Regions from separate parts of the Homo sapiens genome. Here all the other regions are linked to region 1. A link is a loop called in an ENCODE intact Hi-C map of the cell type or tissue named here. Cell type or tissue: endothelial cell of umbilical vein. All regions are shown on one strand. Each heading gives the region's core, and the rest is flanking DNA. Links, peaks and the distances in the headings are about the cores only.

The links. Peaks named below come from ENCODE experiments on the same cell type or tissue, not always from the same donor. Only the 100,000 strongest peaks of a DNase experiment are listed, where the experiment ranks them.
Region 2: a loop joins it to region 1, with 20 times the contacts of the local background. A loop is called at or near these places in 22 of 110 quality-filtered maps.
Region 3: a loop joins it to region 1, with 12 times the contacts of the local background. A loop is called at or near these places in 49 of 110 quality-filtered maps.

Annotation. Positions count from the first base shown.
Region 1 is chr7:7,420,324-7,428,875 of GRCh38, forward strand. All of the region lies in intron 25 of COL28A1 (collagen type XXVIII alpha 1 chain), which reads right to left. Among named protein-coding and RNA genes, the nearest start is that of COL28A1, 110 kb to the right of the region's middle. In endothelial cell of umbilical vein, for the core only: a CTCF peak has its summit at 4,240 (motif pointing right); a DNase peak (open chromatin) is centred at 4,288; H3K4me3 peaks cover 357 bases; H3K27ac peaks cover 243 bases; H3K27me3 peaks cover 249 bases.
Region 2 is chr7:8,292,133-8,300,684 of GRCh38, forward strand. The region is part of intron 3 of ICA1-AS1 (ICA1 antisense RNA 1); the gene reads left to right. Among named protein-coding and RNA genes, the nearest start is that of ICA1-AS1, 34 kb to the left of the region's middle. In endothelial cell of umbilical vein, for the core only: a CTCF peak has its summit at 4,130 (motif pointing left); a DNase peak (open chromatin) is centred at 4,119; H3K27me3 peaks cover 264 bases.
Region 3 is chr7:8,214,771-8,219,770 of GRCh38, forward strand. ICA1 (islet cell autoantigen 1) reads right to left here. Exons shown (of 14, transcript NM_001136020.3): 6 at 3,535-3,733. It overlaps LOC124901587 (a long non-coding RNA gene), which reads left to right. Exons shown (of 3, transcript XR_007060207.1): 3 at 756-881. Among named protein-coding and RNA genes, the nearest start is that of ICA1, 45 kb to the right of the region's middle. RefSeq lists an enhancer at 169-1,368. In endothelial cell of umbilical vein, for the core only: a CTCF peak has its summit at 2,904 (motif pointing left); a DNase peak (open chromatin) is centred at 2,881.

The DNA.
Region 1 (8,552 bases), core at 2,029-7,028:
AGATTATGCTATTTGAGTTATGATGTTTCTGCCACCTCATTAACTGGAACTGCAGGGTAAACTCTAAAAAGGATTTTCAGCTTCACTAAGGCATGACAGCTTCATAGCTGGCAACTATTACCAGAAAATTGGTGGTACCTGATGAGGGTAGGTGACGCCCTGTGGCAAGACCTACTAGAGATGCTAATGATGGGAAGAAGGAGAGAAATAAAAATTGCTTCATTAGCCACCTTCTGTATTCCCAAGACTATGCCATGTATGTTCATATATGTTATTTGATATAATTTAGTACTCACAATAATCTTGCATTATAATGATGTCTAGTTTATGTAACTTCTCTGAACCTCGGTAAATTCATCACATATGTAGAAAATAATATCTACATTTCAAAGGGCTCAGAATTAAGTGAGACAAAGCTTGTAAGTGTTTCTATCATGATTTTTACCACAGAATAGGCACTTGGTATATGTCAGCTCCACTCACCTATTTTATTAAAGTGGAAGCTAAGGTTTGCCCAAGTCTGCACAGCTATTAAGGTGCAGGGCTAGAAGGATGTAGAAAAACAGGAACCCTCATAATTGCTGGTGCAGCCACTTTGGAAAACAGTTTGGTGGTTTAAGGTTCAACATAAATTTGCCAAATGATACAGTCATTTCACTCCTACATATACACCCAAAGAAAATAAAAATGTATGTCCACTTAGAGACTTGCATATGAATGCCCTTAGCAGCATTATACATAATCATCCAAAACTAGAAACAGCCTAAATGCCCATCAACTGGTGAATGGACAAAGTGCTGTAAATTCAGCAATAAAAAGGAATAAACTATGAATAAATGCCATAACATGAATGAACCTCAAAAACATTATTACTGATGAAAGAAGCCAGATATATGATTACATTTATAAATAATACCCAGAAAAGGTAACTCTATAGAAACAAAAAGTAGATTAGTCACTGCCAGGGGCCAGGGACAGCAACATGGATTAACTATAAATGGTCGTGAGGGATTTTACTGGGGGGATAAAAATGACCTAAAACTGATTTATGGTGATGGCTGTATAGCTTAGTAGCAAATTTACTTAAAGAACCATTGAATTTTATACTTAAAAAGGATGAATTCTAGAATGTGTAAAATATGCCTGAATAAAGTAATAAAGAAAAAAAAGAACCAGGGTCAGGCTTTGAACTACCACCCAAGACCTTTAGCCTTAGGTCCTGTTTTGCCCATATCCTGTTACCAGCTAAACAGCTTCCAGCTTCCAACACTGCAAAAACCATAAATTACAAGAAATGTTGAAGTTGTTCATTCAGAAAAACAGTCCATCTTTTAATTTACTTTCTACTTATAAACTCTAAAATACTTCCAGATAACCCAAGCCCTTAAAAGGACGGGGGCCACTTTAAAACTGTACTTTATTACTGACTTAATTCTTTTAATATCTACTTTCATAATTATGTATTTCTATTTTGCTTACAGACCACTTTTATTATACTGTCTCCATCTGTTCCACTTAGTACTTAGCTGCTTCTAAGGCTACGGGTGCTAATTATCTCTTTAACACCTCTCTCCTACTGACTCCCATCTTTGAGGGTCCCCAAGTTCCTGCCAGCTGAAAGGATCACTCCAACATCAAGGGCTCCAAGTAGAGAACATGAAAACCCTGTAGTACATACATTTCCATTAGCACTCCTTTCTTGAGTACCTATGAAGTACTTTCAAAGGGAGAGTGTGTAAGTTCACTGCCTGAAGTTCTCCAACTACACCTGACTGATTCATACACTTTGCTACATCTTAAAAGGACATGTCTTTTCTCTTCCAAACATTTTGACACTCTCCAACAAAACAAGTCAAGCATAGTTAAGTAAATCTTACCCAAAATCATCGAAAGTTTCATCAAAAATAATACTCCTCTTTGCTCAGTCACCCCAACCCACCCCAGATTTGGTGGCTTCCTCTCATTCATTTCCGTTCACCTGTGCCCTTCCAAGATGAGGTGAAAAGGTTAGGAAGGATATGGCCAGGTTGGGCGCAGTGGCTTACACCTGTAATCCCACCACTCTGGCAGGCCGAGGTGGGTGGATCACATGGTCAGGAGTTTGAGATCAGCCTGGCCAATGTAATGAAACAGTGTCTCTACTAAAAATACAAAAATTAGCTAGGCGTGGCGGCAGGCACCTGTACTCCCAGCTACTGGGGAGGCTGAGGCGGGAGAATCACTTGAACCCGGGAGGCAGAGGTTGCAGTGAACCAAAACCACGCCATTGCACGCCAGCCTGGGTGACAGAGTGAGACTCTGTCTCCAAAAAAGAAAAAAAAAAAGGAAGGATATAGCCAGACACCATGTGCCTCCTGCTGTGATACATTAGAGAATACACCACCCTACCTATCAATATTCTGGCCTAGAAAAAACTGAACCTGGATGTAAACACGTCTCTTGACCTACCAGCTTTGAGTGTCCCCAAGTTCCTGCCGGCTATTACTACCAGCTTACAGTAATAGACGGAAGAGGGAGAAACACGTTACACAACACCATGAGGATATCATCAGCAAATCCGCAAGTACAAATAACACATACACTAACTGCGAGCTAAAAACAAGGGAGGAGTCTACTTTGATTAAGAGAGATTTAAGAGCTATTTCAATCAAATGCAATGTGTGGGCATGATTTGGATCCCAATCCAAACAAACCAATTGCAGCAAATGGGTAAGACAAGCTTGGAAATGTGAATGCTGGATATTTGCTATATTAAGGAATTGTTCATTTGTTTTAGGTTTGATAATAGTATTGTAGTCAAGTTTTTAAAAAGAGTTCTTACATTTGAATGACAAATGCTAAAGCTTTATATGGATGATGTCTGAGGATTGCTTCAGGATAATGTGGTGAGGGGAGGAGTGAAGAATATAGCTAAAACAAGATCAACTATGTGTTGATAATTGTTAAGGAAGTGTGATATGTAAATGAGAGTTCATTTCACTAGTCTTTCCACTTTTGTGCATGCTTAATTTTCATAATTGTTTTAATACAATTTTTAAAAATCCATAAACAATATCCAGCAAAAGTCTCTCCAGTGAACCTGAGATAGTGTTGCTGTAATAGACCCCCTTAATAATAATTCATGATTTTAAAGATATTAAAACTGGGCAAAGGGGAGGAGCACACAGGTAGATTCAACATCATTAGAATTTACATCTGTCGTGTGTATTCTTGGGATGTACCAAATGTTACATAATTTTTTTTTTAACATAGGGATACGGAGAGAAGGCAAGATTTTTTTTTAACAAAGTAGTATGTTTTAAGAAAAAATTTGACACTGTAGTATTTAATTCATGATTTTTTTTGTGTGAGAATGTTAGCTAAAACCTCCCCTCAACTAGTATTAATTACACTAATACCCACACATGGGAAAGCAAGCGGGAAAAGCAGTTAAAATAGGTCCATAGTTTACCTCAGGCCAGCCTTGTCAATGCTCAGTGTTGCTATTCATTCTCTCCTTCACAGTCTCCCTTATTCACGTCCCCCTAACCCTCAACCTTTGGGAGTATCTGAAGGCCAACTGCAGTAGGACAGCTGACCCTGTAGATACCTTACTGTTCTCTCTGTCCCGCAGCCTCAGCCAATGAATTTAAGATGTGTTCCATGTCATCTGTGGTCCTTCAGTGTTCACCTAAAACAAACTGTCCATCCTTATCCATATAATTGTTGACATATAGCTATGTTTCACATATCTAAATAATCTTTTGTATCTTTCAAACTACGGGAAAATAATGACTTATAGCAATGCTTTTGTGAATCTAATAGACTTTAAATCAAGTCTTAACGTTCTGCAGATATTAGAATTGGTCTGTAACACGGCATGAGAGTTGTTCCTCAGTGTATATGTACCATACTTTGATAGATGGGAACATTAGGCATTTAATGATCTGAGAATCCACAGAAGTAGTGTCTCTCCACTATGGTGGGGTCTTTGAAAATGATCTTTTGTGGTTCCATGGGCCGTGTGTCCATGTTAGGCCACCACACCTGGTAAATGTGAGCAAGAGAATTGCGGACAGGTCTTGCTTGGCCATTTGACGGCACTGGTTTTGTCATAAGGCAGCACCGTAGGTACCTAAGAAGTGCGTTGACCTGTGATATTTTCAGATACACAGTTTATTGTCAGTGGATACAGCAATATTCACAAATAAAGGAATTACAACAGGTTGTCGCATAGCTGGACATAGCTTCCCACGCAACAGCTGAGGGTTGTTGGAGCCTGCAGAGGGAGCCCTTGTATTAGGAGATAATGAACAGACGTGCGAGCAAATTCTAGAGTCGCCATTGGTAACAACATCTATCACTTTCCTAAGATGACAGTCTTAGCCTTACCCCTAACCCCTGCACCCACTCTCTCAAAAGAAGAATAACGGACTGTTTAGATGGCATACCACTTCCTCTTGGCCCGCCAAAGGGATTCTAGATGGGAGATACTACTTTCATTTTCACAGGAAACGGCCAAATTCAGGACTGTCTGCAGTATTTGTGCATATGAACTTAACAAATGATTCAGTGAAGACCACCTAGACCATAACCTTGCAGAGTGGATAATTTTAACTCCTTTAAAAATACACATCATCTTATGATGGTTCTAAAACTCACACATTGAAGCTTTCCCTTTTTAAATGAAAGAAGAAAGAGGAGAGCAAACACATTCATTCATTTTCTCATTAGTAAATCTTCACTTTGGTTAATATTAAAACTATTATAATAAATAATAAATAAAAATAATACTTATTAAGTTTATTATGCAGCAGGAAGTTTTCATTCATTATCTTACCTGATCTTATCAACATCAACTTATTCCATTTTACAGATAAGGAAACTGAGCTACAGCAGGATACATGACTTGCCAAAAACCAGGCAGTCTGAAGCAATTCAAACCCAGGTATGACTCCAGAACCCATCTCCCATTTTGATGTGGACTGGGACTAGATGCAAGACGCTAACTTTTCCATAGACTTTCTTCCAGCTGTCATTTAATGCAAAGACCTCGGCTGTTTGGCTGTGAAACTGTAAAAGTCCTTTCCCTACATCGCCAGTCACACCCTCTCAAGGAGAAGAACATCCTGGATTATAAGATTCATCCTGTATTACACAGGTCCCACACGACCTGCACAAGAATCCAGCCCTCTAAGTCTTCCCGTCCCATTTTCCCTCCGTTGCTAATCCTTGGTTTTGCGGTTTACTCCAATGTGTTAATTGACTTCATTCCAGATCTCCTACCTATACCAGTTCTTAATCTCTCTTCTTATCCATCCTACAATGTGTGTGATTTGGCAGCGTGATGCATAAAATGGCTACTACCACTAATTATATTTGAATTTGTTAGGATTCATAAAGATGTTTTACATACATTAGTCTATTAATTTATCATAATAAACCTGTGAAGTAGGCATTATTATCCCAAATCACAGATAAGAATGCTAAGCCTCAGGGAGACTAAACGACTTGCTGAGGTCACACAGCTAATAAGTGGCAAGGTTTCAAGGTGGAGCAGTGACAAGGAAACAACCCATTATACCTTATGAGTTTTCTAAAAATATCAATATAATATTTGAGGAAATAATCAGCCCATTAGATTATTTTCCTCCCCCTTACTCCCCCACACACTAATGAGGCTTTAATCATACTCTCTCCCTTTGTGCCAGCTAAGTTGCTGCCACTCTTTGAGAAGAAGGTGGAAGCAAGATATACTTGTTCCAAAAGTGATTTCATGCTTTTTCTACTTTGGGGACAATAAAAGCAAATTAAATTCACTGTGAAAGAATCAGCCTCTTAAGGATGTTCCAAGGAATGGTACTCTAAAGATTCTGCTAAATGATGAAACTGAGGAATGACTGGGTTTTAAAATAAGGTAGAAGTCAAAGTGATGATAGCAGCTGCCTTATGTTTCTTTCTTTCTGGTTTTTAAATAAAATTAAGATATAACTACTCCAACTACCACAAACATAGGCAGAACTCTGGAATGAATTACATAATTCCACCTATGTCATGTGTTAGGACCTCTAGAATACCTCACTCGTGGTAGCCAGAATGTCAATGGAAGTTTTAGAGGCTTTTTTCTAAGTATATGCACATATTGGCAATGTGTATTGATTATTGAATGACCGTTGTCATATGACTCAGTCATTTCTCAATGACACCCTTTAATATGAATAGGAAGATAGTACCAACTGTCAGCATGATCATCATGGGGATGAGAAAATAATTATACAAATGCTAGAAAACAAACTTCTCAAATTGCTACATTTCCTCTCAAGTATTTTCTCACCTTTAAATTTCAAATTATTTAAAGTATTTTCAATTACTTGAATCAATTTATCTCCTAAAACTTTAATATTCACCCCAAAACAGCTGTATCTCATAGTCCCTGACAATTTTAAAACTTCTTATTTTTTCCTTTTCTCAAAATCATCTCATCAAAGATGAGCAAATGATGGCCTTTTGCCAAGAACTTCACTGGAGAGCAAGAGTCTTTCTTATTTAGCTTGGTTAGAAACCTTGAAAACATAAATATTGATACTGCCCCTTACGACAGTGAGAAGAGCAGGCTGTCTTGTACTAAAACTGAATATAATTTTCCACTGGGAGAAAGTTCCTCCAAGTCTGCATGATCAAAAATAACAATATGTTTATGGTGATGTGGGCAATGAATGTTAAGGGGATTTACCATGTGTCTCCAGGGCTGAAGGAAAAGTACGTACATACTCATAAGAAGAGAAATACAAAGCTAGGAAAACAGCAAGGAGAGATGAAAGCAATATTCAAAGTCATGAGGTGGACTACTAGAGTGCAGCTCAGATTTTAGAGATCAGGCATATAACTGCATTGGGGAGTAACCTTGAATAGTCACCTTTTCCTGGTCTTGGATATGACCCTTTCTGAAACCTCTGGGTCAAACTGCCTAGGGTCTAAACTTTGTATGGCTCTGGCTTTAATTAGTTCTGTTTTGGGCTGATTGTCCAGGCTGAAGCAATTTTGCAGTCATATTATAGGGAGGTGGCTTTCTTCAAGTCCACTTTGGAATTACATGCCCTTAACTTCATTAAGTCTGTATCCTAGGCCAGCCCTCCTTGTTGGGCACTGTTCAAAAATGGAGTTCCTTGTCCAGTCTATGTCTGCCAATGGAATTCACACATTCCTAATGCATCTCTGTGTGAATCGGTCCTCTGTTCCACCAATGCCTGTTGGTGGAGTGTACATATGTGAGCCATTGCAGAGAACAGAGGGGCAATTCAGATGCTGGGAACATTTTTAGAATAATGATACTCAGTGGAATTCCACATAGACTTGCATTTTATGGCTATGGGTCACTTTTGTCAAATAAAGCATGTATTTACAATACTCAAACATTTAAAGTTACTGAAAAATATTTAACTCTTTTGGGTTTGGGGTTTATGCTTCTCTTTAATGTTTATATAATTTAAGTTTTGACAATAGAAAAGCTAGGCTGAAAGGGGAAACAATCCAACTGCACACACAAAAGAGTGCCTAGATAGAAGACGGACAGCATAGGAGATTGAGCATCTGTGGATCAGGGTAAGTCATGCTTTCTGCTCTGATTTATTCATCCATTTAGTTTTTCATTCATTCATCCATATCCATAGCCCCTCTCATATACAAAACAAATGTAGTATCAAAAATGTTTCTATTGTAAAGAGACAAGTTGCTCAACCTTCTGGTTCTTCATTTCTTCATCTATAAAACAGGGGGACTGTTAAAAATGTCATAATATTCTGGAAATATTTAGGTAATACATAATCATGACAATGATAATAGTAATTATACCTGTAATAACAACAACAATCCAACAAGTCTTTTCTGCCAACAGACTTATGCCAACAACTTGATGGTTAAGAGGTCCTAACCCCAAATCCAGGTTAGATCTCCTCTGTGCAAAGATTAGGCTAAGTTCAACCACTCCAAGGCTTTGGAGCGGGTCATAGCTTTTTCTGTGATGATCCAGCTCCCTGAGAGGGCCTGAAAAAAGCTAAGAGACGGGCACGGTAGGCTGTACCTGCCCTTAGTGAACTCAGGAGAGCCACGTCTTATATTCCTTTTCTATGAGGCCAGAAATAAACTCTTATATCAGAGACATCAGGAAATCAGACCTTATGCTACATGTACCTTACAAAGCTTTGGGGGTGAAAACACAGGAACAGAGTTATCTGCAGCTCCTCGAAGAGAAATGAGACGTATGGCATGTTTGCCCTCAAACCACAAGAAGTGCCCTTAATATCTAAGGCTCCAGAGAAGAAAAGCAGGCTGTGATGAGTGGGGCTTGGAGCTTGGCTTCCCCATCAACGAGCCAGGAGATTGGATCCAGGAGTGAGGACACTGGATGAGCACTTCCCACTTAGCAAGAAACCAAATTATCAGTTCCTCTTCCCAGCATGTTTCAAAGGTGAGTTTAAAATCTATATCTCCTCTCTCCTTCAAAGTTGTAGTTTTTACAAGAATTTTAGAAATATCTCAGAAGGTCTTGCCGAATTTGAATTAAATTCAAGGTA
Region 2 (8,552 bases), core at 1,403-6,402, 870 kb after region 1:
CATTGGTGACTTCTCCTGCAGTCCCCTTGTTGCTGGCTGCAGAACCCCGTCAAGTCCAGGTGGCCACTTGTTCCTCCTGCTTTGGATCCTAGGAATTTGGCCTTGCACCCAGCTTCTTGCTGCTGCCCTCTAGGACCTGCATTGGGCCAGACTCAAGTTAGCTCTCTCTCATTTGCTGCCCACCTCTGCTCCACAGGAAACACTCTAGGGTTCTTTGACCTGAAAAACCCTGGAAATGCATGTGGGAGTAACTGTCCTCAAAGCAGTTATTCTACCATCCTTGGCCCTCTAGATTTCCTGGGCAGAAGGCAGAATGCAGGGCCAGTGTCCCCAAAATGCAGGGATGCCCCACTTAGGAATTCAAAGTGGACCCATGGGAGTCCCTCTCAATAGAGTGAGATGGTAGAAACTAATAACGAGGCAATTATTCTCCCCAAAGTGCTATCTTCACAAATATCCCTTCTCCTTTCGTCTCTCAGCTCTTTCATATCCTTGTAGTGAGTCAGATGGTTCAGAATTTATGCGGTGGGTTCTCAGAAATTTCCTTTCATGGTTTTTATATGACAGTTTTGTATCTCACTTTTCAATGTCATTCAATATTCTGTTACAATAATAATAACAATGACCTACGTTTAGCAAGCACAGCAATACCATGAGACAGGTGTGATCCATTTCCCCATTTTACAGGTGAAGAAATTGAAGCACAGAAAGATTAAGTAAAAAATGCCTGATGTGAACCTAACAAATCTTAAGTTTCTACTCTTAACCATTCTGCTGTGCTTCTGGTAGAAAACGTCCAAATATTTGAAGGCAATATCATGATATATTCAAAAGAATACTAAAAACCAAGTGGTATGTCAGGCTTGCAGAGTAAAATCTTTGGGTAACATTTCCGTTCTAAGTCTTAATTATTATTGCTTTAAAAGAAATATCGTTGGATTGCATTTCCTAAAGTGTGTTTGCATGAAATATTAGACCCAAGGTTCCTTCAATCATTCAACACATATTCACTGCATGCCACATAGGGAATTCTGTCCCTCTTGGAGATCTGCAATCTATTAACATGTTATAGATTCTAAAAGATCCTGTATAAATGTGTATTTATCCCCAAATTATTTGATATTGGATTTTCTGTTCAATTTTGGGGCAACACCAATAACATTCTTTGGAAGTTCCTTAGAATCAGCTTTTGGAAGTTAACTAATGAATTTACTGATTAATTCAGAGACAATGAATGAAAGTGCATGTACTAATTATTCTTTATTCATTTGACCTTGAAGAATGTTTAATTTGTGATCACCTTTTGCAGTAACTTGACAGATATTTCTAAACACATGTTAAACCTAACTTGGAAGTAAACCCATTTATAAAAAACACTGAAAATAATAAAGTAATAATGTGTTAACATCTGTATGTGTAAGATGTGAGGTTTGGTGCAGTGATTCTCAATCTTGCCTATTAGAATCACCTGGGAAGGTTTTAATTAACTGATGTCCACACCACATTCAGGCCAATTTAATCAGAATCTCTGAGGGTAGGATCTAATATTTTGATCCAGGGCTGTGATTTGAGTCTCCTTCAGTCCATGTGATAAATAACTTATATAATTAGGTGAATTGAAACTACCTCTCTGAAAAGGAGATGAAATTATCTACCACCAATAGATTTAGTCTGGTTGAAATAAAATGGATAAAATATATAAGAAATTTGGTCGGGCGCAGTGGCTGTAAGATTTTTGGCCAGGTGTGGTGGCTCATGCCTGTAATCCCAGCACTTTGGAAGGGAGAGGTGGACAGATCACTTGAGGTCAGGAGTTCAAGACCAGCCTGGCCAACATGGCGAAACCCTGTCTCTACTAAAAATACAAAAATTAGCCAGGCGTGGTAGCAGGTCCACGTAATCCCAGCTACTCAGAAGGCTGAGGGAAGATAATCGCTTGAACCTGGAAGGCAGAGGTTGCAGTGAGCCAACATCATACCACTACACTTTAGCCTGGGTGACAGAGACAGACTCTGTCTCAAAAATAAATAAATAAATAAATAAATAAATAAAATAAAATAAAATAAAATAATAAAAAAGTAAATTTAAAAAAACCCAACAAACCCAAAAATGTAAGGTTTTCTTAAAAAAAAAGAAAAAAGAAATGCATATACTTAACACTTTCACATCACGGCAATTATCTAGGATCTTCCTTATTGAGGCTTTATAATTTATGACCTTTTGTTTAAACTCCGCTCCTCATGTGGCTCCTGTTTATCAATTTTATATTTCCAAATTGCACTCTGCTGAAAATAATGAAATTAGATCAATATAGTTATGTTAATGGAGGTACCATGCAGCTCATTTGAAAGAGAATGCAATACATATTTTCATACGTCCTATATTACTCAACCCATTGATCAGAAAAGTGTTAATGATACAATGCTAGTATTTTGAATGTCTAAGAGGTCCATTGATGGCAACTTAGACATAAAAAGCTACTGAATGTTCATGAAACTGGAATAAATGACTGCATTGAATATATTTAAGTTATCCTTAATGTCCTGTTGTTAGCTGCAAATTTTATTCAAACTCATCTCAACTGTTATTCTTAAGACTTAAATAAATCAACCATGTATTTTTGTTCATCTTGGCTTACACAATTCTGTCATTTGTTTGAACAATAAGCATAATTCTGTTGCCAAATAAAAGAAAAACAAAATTATGGGGCTGTAAAAAACGCAGTACTAGAATGATGTGATTAAATAAGAACGAGCCAGAAGTATATTCCTACGTGAAGTCTTCTTCTTCTTCTTTTCTTTTTTTGGACAGGGTCTTGCTCTGTTGCCCAGGCTGGAATGCAGTGGTGCAATCACAGCTAACTGCAGCCTTTATCTGCCAGGCTCAAGTGATCCTCCTGCCTCCGCCTCCTCAGTAGGTGGGACTACAGGCATGTGCCACCATGCCTGGCTAATTTAAAACTATTTTTTAGTAAGGGTGGGGTCTCACTTTGTTGCCCAGGGCAGTCTCAAACTCCTGCACTCAAGTGATCCTCCCACCTTGGCCTCCTAAAGTTCTGGGATTACAGGTGTTAGCTACCACACTGGGCTGAAGTTTTCTTCTTTTGCATTTCTGTTCCTCATACTTCTTTGTGTTCTCTCTTGGTCTTTGTCTTTCTTCAGGTCTTGCTCTTGCCACGTACTGTTTCTTGTTTTGAGATTTGTATTTGTAGTGGGGGAAAACAATACGGAGAGTTTTTATGGAGTGGAGGAACTTCCAAGATACAGTATGTAGTATTTTTAGGAAATGGAAATCTATTAGATGCTTTCTCCCTGAGAAGGTAGTAAAAGTTGTGAGAATGAGAAGGAAGAGATGGTAATGCAAAAGAAACACTTGTTGGAATATTCTAGTGAGGGTGAGGATGCAGAGGGAGTCTTTCTGGAGAGAAAATAGATTTGTGTAAATGGAAGACTACTTAATAGTCTACGGAGAGAAACCAAAAGATTAGCAACAAAGGATATTAACATTTATTATTCATGCTTATTAAAAAAAGAGAAACTAAGGAATAATCTTGGGTATACCCATTCAATGAAAAAGTCACTTGTAAATTTCAGAAACGTGAACTGCCTTCTAGGGACTACTGTTTAAATGTCACCTACCTAAAAGGAATACATTTTAATTGGACTTTGATTGGCAAGCTCGTCACTACTTCCTTTGCCTTTATGAAAAGATCTGTTCCAACTGGCAACACCCAAGAGTGCAGCATTTTAAACAGGGAAAAGGTGAGCAAACACAATTACCCGCATCTAAGTCCTGTGATACAGGCAACTGTTTTAATATAATTCGTCTTCCTAGTTGTCATTTACTAACCTAAAGAGCATTATTGGGCTGATTTAGTTAAAAAACACCACCACCACCACCAAAAAACAAAAAACAAAAACATGGATGGAAAAGGGAAAGCAATAGAAAGGGAGTCTGAAGATTCTAGATTGAGTCCTGATGTCTCTGCAAATAGCTATGAAGTAACTAGAGCTTCAATTTCATCAACTGTCTAGGTAGGATGCCCTCCAAGGTCTCTAAGATTACAAATAGTGTGAATTAGCCGACAGCGAGCTAGAGCATATTTGCTTAAGCCAATAGTGACATCTGGTGGCTGCATATACCAATGACAGATTTAGCTACCTTCAAGCTTTCCCAAAGGCTTGGTAAGTCTTGTTTTTAAAATGGCTGCCTTTTCCATTTGAAAATATACCAGTGGCCAGTTGGAAACCTAACTGTTCAGATTTGGTTTCTCTACTTTATTATTTATATCATGAGTTTTTAGATTTTTATTTTTTATTAAGTAGGTGAATGAGCAACATGTTTTTCAGAGAATGACACTTTGATAACTCTTTTCTTGTAAATGCAGTATTATAAACAGAGCTCCAAATTCCTTTGGCTCTGTCGCTACTTCTCTGAAGCAGATGTACTTCCATGCAATTGATTGGATTAGTGGAGGTGTAAATTTAAAAATAAATAAATTAATTTGTTTATCCTCTCATTTAACTCCTACTCTTGCGTCAACCTCTGTGCTAGACAGGACAGATCCAGAAATAAAAGCACACCCCTGAACTACTGAGTTCTCTGGCTTCGAACCCAGGGAACTGACAACACATCAGCTGGGATTTGAGCTCCCTTTTTGTAAATATAGACAGAGGCAGGGTAAATCTCAATCTTCATTTTGTTTGTCATAATTTCTTGGTTTCCCTTTGATGGTGGTGAGGTCCTTACCCCTGCTTTCTGAATCCTAGTTCTCTTGTCTCCCACAACTCTAATTTTTTATACATAAATGAATACATAAGCAAGTGTACTTTTATGAAATGCATACTATTTCCCTCTCACATTTAAATTCTCAATTTGTGATGTGTAGAATCTTAATATTTCCTTTAGTGCAGAGTGACCGGCACCTCCAGTTTAATCCTTCTCCAAAATGGTTAACTCAGAATTCTCACCATTCCCAGTCTCGGTCTCCACCATGGTGCTTTAATTCTCTTTTTTTCAATACTATTTAAAAGTATCATCATTGGCCGGGTGTGGTGGCTCACGCCTGCAATCCCAGCACTTTGGGAGGCCGAGGCAGGCAGCCACCTGAGGTCAGGAGTTTGAGACCAGCCTGGCCAACATGGTGAAACCCCATCTCTGTTAAAAGTAAATAAATAAATAAATAAAAATACAAAAATTAGCCGGGCGTGGTGGCACACACCTGTAATCTCAGCTACTTAGCAGGCTGAGCCAAGAGAATTGCTTGAACCTGGGAGGCAGAGGTTGCAATGAGTAGAGATTGTGCCACTCACTCCAGACTGGGCGAAAGAGTGAGACTCCGTCTCAAAAAAAAAAAAAAATTATCATCATTATTATCTTGTCTGTTCCTGGTTCTTTCCTTACTATGTAAGAGAAGCAACCCAAGTCGCAGTGCATTTAAATGCTTTTCCTAAGGCTCTAGTAAGGGCAGTTAGAAATGGAAGCCGGAACTTTAGATGGTCTGGAGCGTGGTCTGGAGTCTTTACAACACACCCAAACTATCCGCACACATGGAAGGGTGAGAACCTCCCTATCCAATTCCTTTGCATCAGCTCCTCCTTCCTTTATTGTCTATGGCTTCTGGGACGATTGTGAATAAGAGAGTGATCCAACAACAGAATGTGGAGACAACCTCTCTCCCCTCTGTAGCTGTGTCCACTTTGGCTTTTGATACAGGGAGTAGAGTCACAGACAGGCATGTATTCACTTTAGTTTCCCTAGGAACGCAGACAGGTGGTTCAGACAGAAATCAGAATTATTTATACATGACTGTAGGAAAATATTTATTCAGGGAACTCTGACCATTTTATGCTTGAATCATTTATATTCTCTACTATTTAGAGCTGCAGTTGGCCTTGCTATCATTTATTTATTTGTACATTGAGTCAGTGAAGATAAATTTTCTTAATTTTTTTTTCCTTTTTTTTTATTTTATTTATTTATTTATTTTTATTATTATACTTTAAGTTTTAGGGTACATGTGCACATTGTGCAGGTTAGTTACATATGTATACATGTGCCATGCTGGTGCGCTGCACCCACTAACTCGTCATCTAGCATTAGGTATATCTCCCAATGCTATCCCTCCCCCCTCCCCCAACCCCACAACAGTCCCCAGAGTGTGATGTTCCCCTTCCTGTGTCCATGTGATCTCATTGTTCAATTCCCACCTATGAGTGAGAATATGCGGTGTTTGGTTTTTTGTTCTTGCGATAGTTTACTGAGAATGATGGTTTCCAATTTCATCCATGTCCCTACAAAGGACATGAACTCATCATTTTTTATGGCTGCATAGTATTCCATGGTATATATGTGCCACATTTTCTTAATCCAGTCTATCATTGTTGGACATTTGGGTTGGTTCCAAGTCTTTGCTATTGTGAATAATGCCGCAGTAAACATACATGTGCATGTGTCTTTATAGCAGCATGATTTATAGTCCTTTGGGTATATACCCAGTAATGGGATGGCTGGGTCAAAAGGTATTTCTAGTTCTAGATCCATGAGGAATCGCCACACTGACTTCCACAATGGTTGAACTAGTTTACAGTCCCACCAACAGTGTAAAAGTTGTTCATATTTCTCCACATCCTCTCCAGCACCTGTTGTTTCCTGACTTTTTAATGATTGCCATTCTAACTGGTATGAGATGGTATCTCATTGTGGTTTTGATTTGCATTTTTCTGATGGCCAGTGATGGTGAGCATTTTTTCATGTGTTTTTTGGCTGCATAAATGTCTTCTTTTGAGAAGTGTCTGTTCATGTCCTTTGCCCACTTTTTGATGGGGTTGTTTGTTTTTTTCTTGTAAATTTGGGTTCACTGTAGATTCTGGATATTAGCCCTTTGTCAGATGAGTAGGTTGCGAAAATTTTCTCCCATTTTGTAGGTTGCCTGTTCACTCTGATGGTAGTTTCTTTTGCTGTGCAGAAGCTCTTTAGTTTAATTAGATCCCATTTGTCAATTTTGGCTTTGGTTGCCATTGCTTTTGGTGTTTTAGACATGAAGTCCTTGCCCATGCCTATGTCCTGAATGGTAATGCCTAGGTTTTCTTCTAGGGTTTTTATGGTTTTAGGTCTAACATTTAAGTCTTTAATCCATCTTGAATTGATTTTTGTATAAGGTGTAAGGAAGGGATCCAGTTTCAGCTTTCTACATATGGCTAGCCAGTTTTCCCAGCACCATTTATTAAATAGGGAATCCTTTCCCCATTGCTTGTTTTTCTCAGGTTTGTCAAAGATCAGATAGTTGTAGATATGCGGCGTTACTTCTGAGGGCTCTGTTCTGTTCCATTGATCTATATCTCTGTTTTGGTACCAGTACCATGCTGTTTTGGTTACTGTAGCCTTGTAGTATAGTTTGAAGTCGGGTAGTGTGATGCCTCCAGCTTTGTTCTTTTGGCTTAGGATTGACTTGGTGATGCGGGCTCTTTTTTGGTTCCATATAAACTTTAAAGTAGTTTTTTCCAATTCTGTGAAGAAAGGCATAGGTAGCTTGATGGGGATGGCATTGAATCTGTAAATTACCTTGGGCAGTATGGCCATTTTCACGATATTGATTCTTCCTACCCATGAGCATGGAATGTTCTTCCATTTGTTTGTATCCTCTTTTATTTCCTTGAGCAGCGGTTTGTAGTTCTCCTTGAAGAGGTCCTTCACATCCCTTGTAAGTTGGATTCGTAGGTATTTTTTTCTCTTTGAAGCAATTGTGAATGGGAGTTCACTCATGATTTGGCTCTCTGTTTGTCTGTTGTTGGTGTGTAGGAATGCTTGTGATTTTTGCACATTGATTTTGTATCCTGAGACTTTGCTGAAGTTGCTTATCAGCTTAAGGAGATTTTGGGCTGAGACAGTGGGGTTTTCTAGATATACAATCATGTCATCTGCAAACAGGGACAATTTGACTTCCTCTTTTCCTAATTGAATACCCTTTATTTCCTTCTCCTGCCTAATTGCCCTGGCCAGAACTTCCAACACTATGTTGAATAGGAGTGGTGCGAGAGGGCATCCCTGTCTTGTGCCAGTTTTCAAAGGGAATGCTTCCAGTTTTTGCCCATTCAGTATGATATTGGCTGTGGGTTTGTCATAGATAGCTCTTATTATTTTGAAATATGTCCCATCAATACCTAATTTATTGAGAGTTTTTAGCATGAAAGGTTGTTGAATTTTGTCAAAGGCCTTCTCTGCCTCTATTGAGATAATCATGTAGTTTTTGTCTTTGGCTCTGTTTATATGCTGGATTACATTTATTGATTTGCGTATATTGAACCAGCCTTGCATCCCAGGGATGAAGCCCACTTGATCATGGTGGATAAGCTTTTTGATGTGCTGCTGGATTCGGTTTGCCAGTAATTTATTGAGGATTTTTGCATCAATGTTCATCAAGGATATTGGTCTAAAATTCTCTTTTTTGGTTGTGTCTCTGCCCGGCTTTGGTATCAGAATGATGCTGGCCTCATAAAATGAGTTAGGGAGGATTCCCTCTTTTTCTATTGATTGGAATAGTTTCAGAAGGA
Region 3 (5,000 bases), core at 1-5,000, 790 kb after region 1:
ATCATTTCAGTCATGCTCACTGTGTGCTATTTAAAAGGTTTCTTGGCAATCTGAAGACACTATGAAAAAAGCCTTGGTTGGAAGTGAAAATACACTTGAACTTGCGATTTATTTATGCTTATTCTACTTATTTCTAAAGACAATGAAGAGCTCAGCAATTAAAGTGGTGCTACCACGGAATCTGGTAGAGGTCAGAACAGCCCATTTCTCTCTGGTCTACCTCCCCCTTCATTTCATGGTTACCTTATGTCTCATCCGGGTTTGTGTAAAAGCCTCCCAGTAGTTCTCCCAGCCTCCAAGCTTAGGCCCTCGCAATCCCTTCTCCACCTTACAAAGAACACAAACCTGATCATGCCTCCTGCCTTCCCTACACCCTCCCACTACTCCGTCCCCTTAGAGCGGTGTCTTTTCTATTCCAGTCCTGTCTCCCTTTCTAACCCCATGGTCAGGGCACCCCCATCTCCACACTCACCTCACCTTCTGTGCTCTGGTTCTAAGCACGCTGCTCCTTTCCCCTAAAAGGCCTTTCGTAAATTGCTTTCTCAGCCAGGAATGCTGCTCTGTTGCTTCTACTCCTTCTACCCAGCTCTTTCCTACCCATCCTTCACATTTTGTTTAGTGCCACCTCCTCCAGGAAGCCCCTTCCAGGAGCTCCTGCAGCACCACGTGCCACCATAGACACTACTGTTCACCATGCGCCACCACAGACACTACTGTTCACCATGCTGTACTATGTTTACTTGCTCTATCCACAGATGACTGCACAAGACAAGATGGCAATGATCAATCTGCCTCCTTACTGCTGTATTCCCCTGGATGCTGCCTGAACAGGGCCCAGCTTCAATATCATTTGTTGAATGGACAAATAAATGAATGAGTGGATACTAAGGAATCCAAATAGGGAGATCACATCCATGAGGTATGAATTAGAATTTTGTCTCCACCAGAAAGTGTGAACTCAAAAAAGAGAATTTATAGCAAAATACTACTTTAGCTCAGGATTCATCCTTTAAGACGTGAAGGTGGCAGCCGGCCCCGAGGAGACTGAAACTCCCCCTCCCACAGTCACTCCTGAGGAGCCACTTGCAGCTGGATAGCTCTCCTAGATGACTCAGAAACACGTTTAGGTAACACATCCCTGGGAGAGAAATGGAGACTCTGTTTAAAATGGAATCCTACTGGGACAAAACACTAAAGCTTGCTCAAAGTTAAATGTCATGTTGTAAACTCCAAGTGAAGGGAAAACTCCACAATTTAAATTCATTCTAAAGAGGGCAGCAAGCCTCACATTAATAACGCAACTTCTTACCTGCAAAACCACATAAGTCAATTTCCAAAACATCATGAGGTCAGCTGCAAATGGCGGGAATGCCCTACAGGTTTGAGAAAACATGGGTGTGGCACTTCCAAATCAGTGCCTGGAATCTTGTCATCTGTTATGTATGTGCTCATTTGGGGTCAAGTGCTGGACTGGCCCTGGGGTGATGGCTGTGAAGATCCCCAACATGGTTTCTGTCCTTGTGGAGAGTCTGGTCTAATCAAATATACACTTGAAGACAGGCTTATTTAAAAAAAGATTCTAAGTACACCATGTTTAGCTGTTAAATTGAATCCAGCACACATGGGATTGGGGAGTAAGGCTTCAGCAACTTCTGCATGGCAAAGGATTTTTTTTTAAAAAAACATGTTTTCCAAAATCAACAGACTGATGACACCAAGGAATGGGTAATGTTTCAACACTCAAACCAAATGACGAACGGGCTTGGTTTTTATTTCGTCCTTACAGTTAGTAACCACCCCCACAAAACAAAACCAAAAAAAAAATTCCACATAAAATTCTTCTGCCTTCCAGAATAATCATATATTTATCTTTATTACCTGGCACATAGGAGGTGTTCAATAAATATTAATTGAGTGAATAAATCACAAGAGAGGAATTAGTATGAAAGGCCTTTTTCAATTTTAGGTATTCTCTCTTAGAGAAGAAAATTATGTGTATTTTGAATGATTCTGACTCTCATTTACCTCTCTGATCTTGGGCTAATTTCCTAACATGGGTATCATTTTCCTCGCTTATAAAATAAAATCGGTGTCTTGGTTATTGTGAGGAGTAAAGGAGGCAACAGATACAAATGATAAGCACTCTGCCCTGCAGGCAATTTTTTTCACCCTCTTCATTCTCCTCAACCCTCAAATAAAGTGCTAAAGACAAACCAAATTATTGGCCTGATTAGAAAGTTAGAAAACTTCAAAAGTAGCCTGGGCTCACCAGCATCTAGCTAGCAATCCTTTAAAAATGTTATTTACAATTTTGGGGCTTTGATTTTTCTCTTCTATAAGATGAGCGAGTTTCACCAGAGGATCATGAGCAGCCTTTTTAGTCCTGATTTTCTATGATTCAGAAGCCTACCTTTTGAAGAAGTCAGATGTTGCTGACACATGAAGAACATCTGCGATCAGAAATAAAATGGACCCTGCTTTCTCTTCAGAGGGAAGGGTTCTAAATCACAAACCAAGATAAAACTTGACTTTAAAGAAATCAATCTATATCTAGGTCAAGAATTGGTGACCGTATTCTTAAGGACCAGAAGGTCCCTCCTTCCCTCCACCTCTACACAGCTAACCTCCAACGCAAGTGATGGTTCTATTTGTAGCTCTGCAATAATGTACATAATAAGAAATCTAGGGATTTTAAGCAATATCACAATTACAAATGGATCATTTGAAGTGAGTAAGACAGTTGACACAATATTATGTCAAGCCTAACATTTGGCTGATTCTTTTTTCTTTCACACTCTGAAATATATCCAGGCGACCAAACAAAGAACTACCAAGATTGTACACAACAAAAATCTCGCTGCATTTTCATAAATATTCAGTGTAAGACTGCCACCTAGTGGTGTGATGTATTCTTGTATGACAAAATCAAACTGCTAAATTGACACAATTAAAAAACCAACAAGATTGTTCTTTACTGCTCACCAAATCTTTCAGTGCATATCCAAATCTTTAAGAGCATAGCCATCTCTTCAGCCACATATTTTCCTCAGAAAAATTTCTGAGGAATGCTGCATGAGTTAACCCTGCAACTAAACCCCACTGCTTCTGAACATATCGCAAAACAAAGGAGCATTATTATTCTATTAATTTTAATATGCATTAGCGATTTTAAAAGATTTCCCCAGTAGTCTGTTCTAACCTCCCAGATTCATTTGATCTAATCTTGATTTTTAGTTATGCATGAAAAGGCATTTAAATGTGACAATCTTACAAAAAGTGCACATTATAAGAAAATCTGACTTCAATTAAAAGCAGTTATGAAATCCCAGCAATTTCCAGCTGTCTCTTCTATCTTATCCTTTAGAGAATTATGTATCACATTAATTGGTATTCTGTCACATAAAAAGACACCAGCGATGATTAATTGCATCCTTGGTGCTTTTGAGTTATGTCTTCTTCACCAGAGGGATTCAAATCACACCTCATTACCTTCCAGCAGGTACCCCTTCTGCTAACCCTCATAAAACCTCCTACCTTCCTGAACTTCTCCATTTGCTTGTAGAGGTCTGGATCAAGCTCCTGAGACACGTCCTTCATCCATAATAGTGCTCCTCTATATTCCGTCCTGCACTGTTCCATGCGGTTCACCGTCAGCCAAGTATCTGAGATGGCCCGATGCCGAAAAGTCTCCACTTCTTGGTGAAATCGACACAAAGGATTTCGTAAGGCCAACCTAGACAAGAGGACAAAGCCACACTCTCAAAACTAAGCCAGTGAGCAATTTAAATCCTTGACATTCTGCCAATCTTAGACTCGTGAGTCTAGAACAGTACCTGGAATGTAGAAGATGCTCCATCAATATTTGCTGAATAATAATCGAAATGCATGTAGTTCCAACTGATTAGTCAGCCAGAGAAGATTATCCATGTACCCATCCCTTAGTTTACTGCTACTAACTGGACCACTGGCAAGCACCTCCATCCGCGTTGTTGGGGGTGGTCTTGAGCCTGGGCTGAGTGCTCATTTGAAGCTGGGGCCAATCCCGTGTTCATGGAGGATGGCCAAGGCATGACCACTGCCCATTTCTACATTTGGCCCTTTGAGGAGGAATGGAGCGTATGTGATTAGCATCTCTCCGACTAGGCCATTTTAGATCACTCTCCAAAGGCCAAGGCATCTGCTGCTCACTCCAATAGTCACAGAGGAATGAAATATGAGCAGAAGCATTTTGAAATGGTATAGGAAGGGGGACCAGCACATTTACTGAGAGGCTGTCGTGTGTTAGCACTTTCAGATAGGTTACATGATTTAATCCTTGTTAAAAAAACCTTGAGGATACTATACCAGAAATGAAAGTGATGAAGTAGGTGTAAAATTATTATAATGTTGGCTATAACATATGCCCTTTACCCAGCCAAAAAACATTTAAGGCATATTAAACTTTGGATAAAATACTTATCTTGGGGAAAAACACTGCTTCTTCCATCTCCCTACCCAAAAATGAGCAATGTCAGATGAATTATACTCTTAAAATATACTCTTCTTCATGAAGTTTCAGGGCACAGGTGCCAAAAAATGAATATTTAAATTTCAATTTAAATGCAAACTTATTTAGCTAAAGGGAACAATGGTGTCAGTGAACTGAAGTCAGCTTTTGGAAATTCCATCAACGTCTGCAATGCCTTACGTGCGTGTAGCACGGTAAGATTACAAATGGTGCAATGAACTATTTAAGAAAAAATTTCCTTTTACTATTTCCCCTAGTTTTCTTCTTCTCTGTAAAGTATTGTTTTTAAATATTGAGTACTTGTATAAGAATAACCTGCTCACACTGTCCTACCTAGATGTTGCAGATTATTTTCAAAGACATTGTTGTGCCATAAAGTAAGCTTGTTATCCCTGTTGGTTTAATTTAATACTCACCTTTCATCAAATAGAATATATGGCTGTTGCAATGACTACCAAATAAGTCTGTAAAACAAACACTGGTGTGAAGGTTT